Linked DNA regions of Mus musculus: region 1 is linked to region 2. Evidence: chromatin contacts called from ENCODE Hi-C or POLR2A ChIA-PET data. All regions are on one chromosome and are shown on one strand. Each heading gives the region's core, a stretch centred on a gene start or an enhancer-like site at or near the end of the contact. The rest is flanking DNA. Distances are from core to core; before and after follow the strand shown.

Region 1 (4,592 bases), core at 283-2,782, 33 kb before region 2:
AGAGAGGAACTATATGGAAATAGCAAGAGTGGGAAATAGCGGTGAAAGTGAACAACGTACATTACACAGATGCATGCATGAAGATGCCAGTGAAACCCATTATGTACATTTGATAATATGTGCTAGGAAAACTTTATTTTAAATCTTGCTAAGTCTAACCTTCCAACAATTCCATAAAGATCTCATCATTAAAACTGCTTTTCTTGTCTCTATAGATAGAAGCTTTCAAAGTACAGCCTATTTGCTGGATACATCACTAAGAATCGTTCCATCCACGGGAGCTCCCGCCTGCATTTTAAAGCAATACTGCCACCAGAAGACTAAAAAGAAAAGTAACCACTAACAACTCCAACTAATTACAGAATATTCACTTTTCTCCATCGGTGGCTACATAACAACTCCCTGATGCTGACCGGACACCCATTCCTCCTCGTACCTTACCGCACTCCTCCCCATTCCCGCTTCGTTTGCAGCATCAACTAAACCATAGTGTTTCAAATCTAAGTTCGTCCCAACTGCGGGAAAACAAGAGAACTGATGAGTGGTCAACGGCTTTCTGCTGTCAATTAAGGGAAATGTGAATAAATGCCATGAGATGAGCAGTCCTTCCGTGCGAAGGACCTGAATACGCGCTAACGGTGCTTTTGGGTGATCTCAACCTTCACGTAAAGACTACGAAAGAAAAGAGGGAGAAAGGGAGAGGGGAGAGGAAAAGAGAGGAGGGAGACGGGGAGGGAACGACAGAGGAAAGAGAGGGAGGAAGAGAGAAGCAAAAAAGAAAAAAAAAGGAAGAGAGGCGGAGAGGGATGAAGAGAGGGTAGAGAGAAAAGAAACTGGAGATTAAGTATAACAGCAAGAGATGAACTTGACGGTCCAACTTCACGCCGTACTCAAACGCCCCATCTCAGCGCAGGCGTTGCCATCGGGCGTAGACAAACGTTACAAAGTCTTAAAGCCTTGGGCCGCAAGTTACCACTTTGTAAAGCGCCAAGCAACACAGCAACGTGTCACCGAACCGCCGCCTGGGGCCGTACCCCAAGCCCTGGGGGGCGATGCCAGCGCGTCCCCGGACCCCGGCGGCAGCGCGCCCGCCCGCCCCGGCCGCGCGCCCGTTCGCACCGCCGCTCACCCGGTAGTTGCTCGAGCCCACCCAGCGGGTGAGCGCGTCCACGGTCTTAGCCAGGCGGCTCGGATCGTCCTCCAGGTCCGGGATGGCTCCGGGCGTGCCGAGGCAGAGCAGCAGCTCCTCGCCCGCCTGCAGCCGGCCGCTCACGTCCTTCTGCAGCACTTGGGCGCAGAAGTACTCGGCGCCGCGGGGCTCCATGGCCGCGCCCGCCACCCCTCACACGCCCGTCGCCCCTTACACGCCAACTTTCCTCGCAGCACCGCCGAGGCGCGGCGGTGAAGCCTCCGGGACGCGCCGACACGCAGAGACGCCGCTGCCTGGGGTGCGGCGGCCGGCGGGGGACGGCCCCCCTAAACTAATCAAACTCGGCGCCCCCCGGTCCCAGCCCCGCTTCAGAGGCTGCGGCTGCCGGCGACGTCAGCGCGCGCGTGACGTCAGAGCGACGCGCCCGGCCTCCAGCCCGGCCTCCCGGCGCGCCCGAGCCCCTGTGGGCTGCGGCCTGTGGCGCTACTGATGGCCCGAGCCTTGGGCTGTCGGGGCCGTGTGGGTCGCCTCGCGTGGGCGACCCTGGAAGGCCAGTGTGGGAATTCCGGCATCTCCGGCGATTCGCTCCGCCGCCATCATCAAGACTCAAAACTTTTTGGTACTTCTCTCCCTGCCCCGCCCCTGCCGTCTCTTAAAACCGGAATACACGGGTCGCGTTCTTCCTCGGCACAGGCCTGGCTGTCCCTTCCTGCTGCCACCCCCACAGTCGCCCTGGAGGACTTTCTGTTTCCAGTTGATACCGAGGTTTTGCAAATGGATCCACATTTTCTCTTGACGCACTTTCACCTCCCACCCTCACTTCGGGAAGCCCCCAGACCGCCGTTACCCACTAACCACCTCTGCCCTGGGCGACTTTAATTTGATTTTTGTTTGGACAGAGACTAAAGGCAGCACAGGATGTCCTCGAACTCACCCTACAGTATGGTCTTACATTTCTGGCCCTACCCCTGCCTCCCAAGCCTGAGCCACAGAACTCGAGTTTTGTTTGGGGATGGCTGGGGCCGTTAACTTATAAGATTTCTTTTTATTTCATGTGTACGTGTGTGCACCTGAGTGTGCCCGCTTGCAGAAACCAAAAGTTCCAGGAAGTCAGATCTGGATGGAGTTAAGTGGCAGTTGTAAGCCACCTGATGTGAATGCTGGGAACTGAACCTGGGTTCTCTGCAAAAGCAGCAAACCCTCTTAACTGCTGAGCCATCTCTCCAGCCCAGTGTTGTAGAGAACAGGTTTAGCTGTGACACTTGGACGAGTCGGGAACTCAGTCTCTTGCATTCTAAACTTATTTCTAACATGGTAGGGTAATTTTCCATTTTTTAAAGTTATGTAACTCCACACTGTGTTCTTTTTCCTTTCCTCCCCCTCTCCCAGTTTCTTTAACCCTGATCCCAATATCCCTAGGGCTCAATCTGCTGCTGTAATCTTTGGGTCTAACTTCTCATAGCAAAATGTTGGTATTTCATTCCATGAAGTACGTATCTTAAAAGTCTCTACCTTTTTATACTTAATCCTTCCCCGTTATACTCTGACTTGTTGATCCATCCGTCCATATAGCAATAGGCCTCTGGGTTGTTTGCAGTTTTCCATAATGGTTGGCATAAGCACCTGAGTTTGGGTGCCCTTGGAGGCAGAGGCATCATCAGATCTCTTGCAGATGACTTAGATTCGATTCCCAGGATCCACATGGCAGCTCACAACCATCTAGCTACAGTTCCAGAGGATCCGATGCCCTTTTTGACTTCTAAAGGCGCCAGGCAATGCCCATGGTACAAGTACATAAAATACCCATAACACATTAAAAGTACACATACAAATAAATGTTTTTAAAGTATTTTGAATTTTTAAAATATCATCCCTTAAATAACACAGGTGTTGCTTTGAATGTTGCCATTTAGGAACTGTCTTTCTCTTGGTGGAGCACCCCAGTAATCCTAGCACATGGGCAGCAGGAGGGTCAGGAGTTCAAGACCAGCCTAGGCTACTGAGATCTTCTTTCAAAACACAACAGGAGCCGGAGAAATTGCTCAGAGGTCAAGAGTGTTTGTTCTTGCAGAGACCCAGGCTTGAGTCCCAGCACCTACACGGCAACCCACAGTTGTCTGTAACCCCAGTCCTAGGGGGTCTAACCCTCTCTTTTAGTCTCCTTGGCCAATGGCATGCATGGAGTGCATATACAGATATGCAGGAAATACAGTCATACACATAAACCTTTAAAAACACAAAGGTGCAGGGAAATGAAAGGGTTAGATGGAAATTTAGAAAATAAATTGATATACTGAACCTCCCTTCATGATCAGTCACGAGAATGCATCTAGAAACATGTCTATTTTTAACAGGACTGGAATGGTGTATTGAAACACAGGAGCCTGACTTCCCAGCCTATTTATCTGGGAAAATAGTGGAAACTCTGAGTAAATTTTTTTCTAATGGGAGTTTATTGTCCATACAAAAGCTAGGAAAGAAGTGACCACATGGCTAGTTTGAAGTCATATTTTCAACAAATGTCCACCAAGAAAGGCATTGTGTTCTCTCCTGGGTGGGGTATTAGGGAACAAGTGGGAGTGGCTTACTCAAGATTTGGCACAGCCCAACTGGAAACAACACAGATGTTGGCACACAGTAGAGTTCTCGTAGCAGTATCAGTAGAATGACTCCATGAGGACAGAAGTGGTTAGACACTTGCCTGGCTGGGAAAGAGGAAAGAAGACGGATCCGAAACAGCAGTTGAGTTGTAATACTTGGAACTGCGAGTTCCTCATGTGACATCTCCACACCAACAATGGTTTTGACCTCCTGACTCCTCATTGTGTGCGGGAGTGCAGGACTCCTTCCTGTAGCCCTTTAATTGGAAAAGAGCCTCGACTGGATTTTTTTAAGATTATGAGCTAACTGCTTATAAGGGAGAAGTCAAATCCAGAAGGAATTTAAGCTCCTCTGTGGGAAAAGAGCTCAACACCAACATTTTGGTTTCAGAAACAGGAATGTCAAAAATGCTGAATCTGCACTCAGGGCAGAAGGTTCCATTTTGCTTTGTTCTGAAATTTTTATTACATTATTTATTGGGGGAAGGGGGCATGGCAAAAGCATGGAGTTGTGCATGTTCCCACTTGAAAATACAATATAAAAGTAAATATGAGTTGTCAGCCTCCAACGCAGTTCCCCCATCTTCACCTGTAGATTTGCATGTTCTCAGACTGGCTCTCTACGGTGATCGTAGCTGACCTATGAAAATGAAAGACAGCTATGCAAGTAGCGTTTGACTTCTTTTTTTTTTTTTTGTTTTTTTTGTTTTTTTTGTTTTTTCGAGACAGGGTTTTTCTATAGCCCTGGCTGTCCTGGAACTCACTCTGTAGACCAGGCTGGCCTCGAACTCAGAAATCCGCCTGCCTCTGCCTCCCAAGTGCTGGGATTAAAGGCGTGCGCC
Region 2 (4,779 bases), core at 1,895-4,394:
CAAGAACCCCCGGGAGGGAAGGTGGTGGTGATGAGGCCTTTGTGGTAAAGAGCCATGACTAAATCTCCTGGAGAAGGCCTTTCCTCTCCCAGTCACTCCATATCGTTGGCATTCAATTGGATTCAAAGAGGATTCCATCTCCATCCTGGACTGAGCCTTCCCCTTCCCCCCTGGTGAGTAGTCATCCTGAGAGGAAACACAGACCATCAGACCCCGTTCACAACTCCCAGCCAGACACCGGAGGCGCCTGGGTACACAGAAGATTTGGAACCACAGCATCTGTCTCAGACTCCGCTGTTTCTCACTGTGGGAAACACGGACTGGGACGCCTATTATGGGGCACTCCATTAGCGAGGCAGATGCGCAGCCGGACATCCGCTGCCCCACGTAAGACATAACCAGCTGAGGCAGGCCACAGCCGGAACTCCTCTGGCCTATTCACCCACCCTGTTCAGTGAGTCTCACTGCCCTTCTTTCTGGCAACATGCATTCTCACCAAACACTCAGATACACAGGTACCCAAAGCAGGTGCCATTCTTGGTTACGTCCCTTTCCTTATTTTCCTGTTTGGGTGTTAGCAAATTCAATTCTAAACTCAAAAAACCTATCAGTTTTGTTTATCTTCCTTAGGTCAGATTTGATGATGATTTTTTTTTTTTTTTGCCCGATTTCTGTTTCACACTTTGCCTCACTACATTCTTCTGATGCACATTGGGCAGGGTGGCCGTGGCATTTACTGTAAGTAGAAAGTTTAACTAGAATAAAGACATTTTTATAGCGCACTGAGATGGATCAGTGGCTAAAGGGTTTGCCGCCAAATCTGAAGACCTGAGCTGGACCAGAAAAGGATTCCTACAGGTTGTTCTTTGACCTACACAAACACACACACACACACACACACACACACACACACACACACACACGTTTCCCCCGAACTAATAAGTAAATGTAAATGAATGAATAAATAAAATTTTAATAAAATAAGCTTTATTGTTAATGAACAAATATAATGTATAAAGCAAAATTATTACATGAAAATAAAAATAAGATAAAAAAGTATGTTTCTATTTTCAAAGAATCAGCACCACTGAGGGTACAATCCTTTTTCATCGTCCATATATACAGATATTTAATTTTTTAAAACCAAGATAGTGTTACACACATACCATTTTCTTAATGACCCCCCAAGGTTTGTATGGCAACACAGTTTCATCTTATCAAATATTCCATGTTTTCATTCATCTTTCAACTGTCCTGAAAGGTGTTTTATAGCTTGTCTGTTCAGAATAGGATCTGGGGCAGGCTGTAATGTCCACAAGTTTTGCTTTTTTAATTTTTTTTATACAACCATTGTTTTTTTTTTTTTTCAGGCCGATACATTTTGAAGCGTATACACCAGTTATGCTCTGAAACGTCACAGAATTTCTTATTTCGCCTGTTGTATTTCTTATAAATTGTGTGATCTGGCACTGGAGAGATGGTTCCCCTGTTAAAGCACTAGCTGCTCTTCCAGAGGACACAGGTTCGATTCCCAGCACCCATATGCAGCTCATCATTTCTGAAACTCCAGTTCCAGGGGATCTGATGCCCTCTTCTTACTTCAGGGGGCATCAGGAACAAACATGGTACACAGACATACATGCAGAAACCCATATATGTGTGTGTGTGTGTGTGTATATATATATATATATGTATATATATATATATATAATAAAAAATGAAAAAAATTGCGTGTTTGATGTGAAGGCTTGATAGATTCAAGTTAGTTTTGCCTGGAATGTTTCATGGACGATATTGTTCATCAACATTTGCTCCATCAAGAGTGGTGAGATGGCTCAGCAGGGAAAGGTGCTTGCTGTCAATCATGCCCACCTGAGTTCCACCCCTGAGACCCACGTGGTAGAAGGGACTGATTCCAGAAGTTGACCTCTGACCTCTGAGTACTCCCCAATAAATAAACCATAATAAAAATAAACAGTAAAAATACCAGACTTGTCTTCTGGGAGGCCTTCAAGAAACATTCTATGTATGTGCGCGTGAGGGCTGGCCCCAGAGGAGGCCCCAAGAGGGTGATGGGTCGCCTTGAGTTACAGGTGTTGAGTGTGTTCCTAAAGAGGCTACTGGGAACCCAGGTCGGCCTCTCACTCAGGCAGAGCAGCAAACAGTCTTTAACTGCTAATCTATTTCCCCAGTTACCCAGGGAGGCCTTTGTAAAAAATATAAAAAAAATTGCTTAAGTACGACTGATTGTACTAAATAGATTCTAGACACTGACTACAAGTTTCATAATGATTTGTGGTGTCACTCTTCAACTTCCTTTCATTCTAGTCTCTACTTCCCTTTTAAGTTCTGGATATGGGATACTCGTGCTTTAGGTCTGGGGCCTCTTCCCACTTAAGTCTCTCCACCCGTGCTCTCTTTTAATGTCAAATTGCGAGTATTCTTTTAAATTCATCTTCTGGGAGGATGTTTCTTAAATTATCTTGCTTATGCTATGTTCTTCTAAGAGATCTCTTTTTACGTACCTTACTACCGACTGTGTCCTTACCTGGAAGACTGCACGAAGGCAGGGACTTTTTCTACTTTTGCCCTGGGGGGTGGGGGTGGGGGTAAGGCTGCACACACAATGGACCTTCAACCGCACATCACAATACTCCCCAGGGTCTGGTCTCATAGGAGAAAGCATAACAAAGGAGCATTTCACCACCGGGCAGAATATATTGACCTATAAAATTAATTTTTGTAATAAAAAAGGAAAAATACAATCAATTAAAAATATTTTAAAAAGAAAAATAGAGCAGAATCTAAGGAGAATTTAAAATCTTCTTGAGCCGGGTGGTAGTGGCGTATGCCTTTAATCCCAGCATTGGGGAGGCATAGGCAGGAAGATCTCCGCGAGTTCGAGGCCGGCTTGGACTACAAGTCAGTTCCAAGATAGCCAGGGCTACACAGAGAAACCCAGTCTCGAACAAAACAACCAAACCAAACCAAAATAACCAAAAGAATCTTTTTGAAAATTTAATCATCGCAGTAGGCTACCGCCTGATCCCACCACGCAGGCGCCGCACAGGCGAGCCCAGGTGAGCGACGCTTTGGTGGCACCATCACGTGACCGAGCGGCGCGCCCCTCCGACTGCGCCTGCGCGGGGGCTCCCGGAAGTGGCCAGCTCGAAGCGCTGGCGGCCCAGTCCGTCGGCCCGTCGGTCCGCTCCTCCGCTGCCGGTGCCGAGCGCGCCTAGGCCGTGGTCGCTGTCCCTCCGTCTGTGCGGCCCGACGCGGCGGCCGGGCGCTCACCATGGCGTCGTTCATCTGGGTGCAGCTGAAGAAGACCTCGGAGGTGGACCTGGCCAAGCCGCTGGTGAAGTTCATCCAGCAGACGTACCCGAGCGGCGGCGAGGAGCAGGCCCAGTACTGCCGTGCGGCCGAGGAGCTCAGCAAACTGCGGCGCTCGGCGCTCGGTCGCCCGCTGGACAAGCATGAGGGCGCCCTGGAGACGTTGCTGAGGTGGGCCCGGGCGGCGGGGCTCCCTCCCAGCCTCCCTTCCTGTCCCCGCTCCCCTCCCCAGCCTCGCTTCCTCCTCCCTTCATAGCCTTTTCCTCTCCCCCGCGCCTGGCCTCCACTCTGACTCAGGCCAGCAGCGTAGGTGTGGTCAGCATTCTTTCCTGGTGAGAGGACTCATAACCCTGTCCTCCCTTCCGAGTGCCTTCTGTCACCGAGGCTCCTTACCTGGGAGGACGTCTGCCGTGTAATGATCTCTCTGGTTACAGCCGTTTGACCGGTTTTCACTTTTTGGGTGTTACAACTGGAGTCTCCCTTTTACAATCCCTGTTTGTGACTTTATTGGACCACGTCTAGATTTCCTAATAATAGTTACGAAAGGGAAGGGAGAGAATTTGGACACTAAACCAAATGTCGGTGACTTATTATATTGTTCACTTGAAGTAAGTCATCTCATGTTCCAATAATCAAGTGACAGACTGACAGTTGTAAAAGTTAGGAGCTACAGTCGTTTGAAAGAAAACTTGAATGACATAGTAGACCGCTGAGACTGGTTACTTAAAAATCTTTTGACACGGGCGTATGCACGTATGGAATACCCTGGTCCTTTTTGCAATTGGTGACAACCCAGGTACTTGATAATGATAACATTTCCGTGATACCTTATGATCCAATTTCTGGTAATATGATCTTGTTTCATGCAAGGGACGCTGGTGGATTAGGGTGGGAACAGAGCTGTCCAGAGACACCCCTTAGTTTTGGCATCATCTTGCTCCCGTGATGTTTCCTGCATGTGTTGCCAGATGGCCACTAGCAGCCCTTACCGTAGTTAGAATGGCTCCCAGCACTGAGTAGACTTTATCTGTTGACAGAGTGAGGAGCCAGATTTCAAACAGTTCTCTCACGAGAGTTTTAGAGTGGATTTGCTTTAAAGTGCCCGAGTTTTGTAAAACTGTAAGGAACGTCTGCGAGTGCTGGGGTTAGTCACACAGTGCTTGTCTGCGGGTGGTATATGTGGCCTGTGTATCCAGCGGCTGTCTCAAGTGCTTGATGCACATTGTATCATCCGTGCCTCTAAGGCAGTGGTTCTCAAACTGTGGGTCACGGCCCCTTTGGGGTGACGTATCAGACATCCTGCATATCAGATATTTATATTACCATTCGTGATAGTAGCAGAATTACAGGTATGAAGTAACAACAGATTTTATGGTTGGGCGTCACTACACCAGGAGGAGCTGTATTAAAGGGCAAAGCATTAGAAAGGTTGTGAGCCATTTCTGT

What was found. Hi-C counts contacts between places; a loop is a spot of excess contacts on that map. ChIA-PET counts read pairs that join two places held with the same protein, here RNA polymerase II (POLR2A).
Region 1: a map of heart shows a loop between it and region 2 (4-fold over the local background). The contact joins the promoter of Clasp2 here to the promoter of Pdcd6ip in region 2. A Hi-C loop is called at or near these places in 5 of 37 maps with a recorded cell type or tissue (gastrocnemius and heart). POLR2A ChIA-PET finds 5 or more read pairs at or near these places in 2 of 5 experiments (Patski and embryonic stem cell).

Annotation. Positions count from the first base shown.
Region 1 is chr9:113,738,413-113,743,004 of GRCm38, reverse strand. It overlaps Clasp2 (CLIP associating protein 2), which reads right to left and starts at 1,532. Exons shown (of 40, transcript NM_001114347.1): 1 at 1,130-1,532. The coding sequence starts at 1,324. It overlaps Gm38623 (a long non-coding RNA gene), which reads right to left. Exons shown (of 4, transcript XR_001779313.2): 4 at 3,182-4,390.
Region 2 is chr9:113,706,624-113,711,402 of GRCm38, reverse strand. It overlaps Pdcd6ip (programmed cell death 6 interacting protein), which reads left to right and starts at 3,144. Exons shown (of 18, transcript NM_011052.2): 1 at 3,144-3,504. The coding sequence starts at 3,296.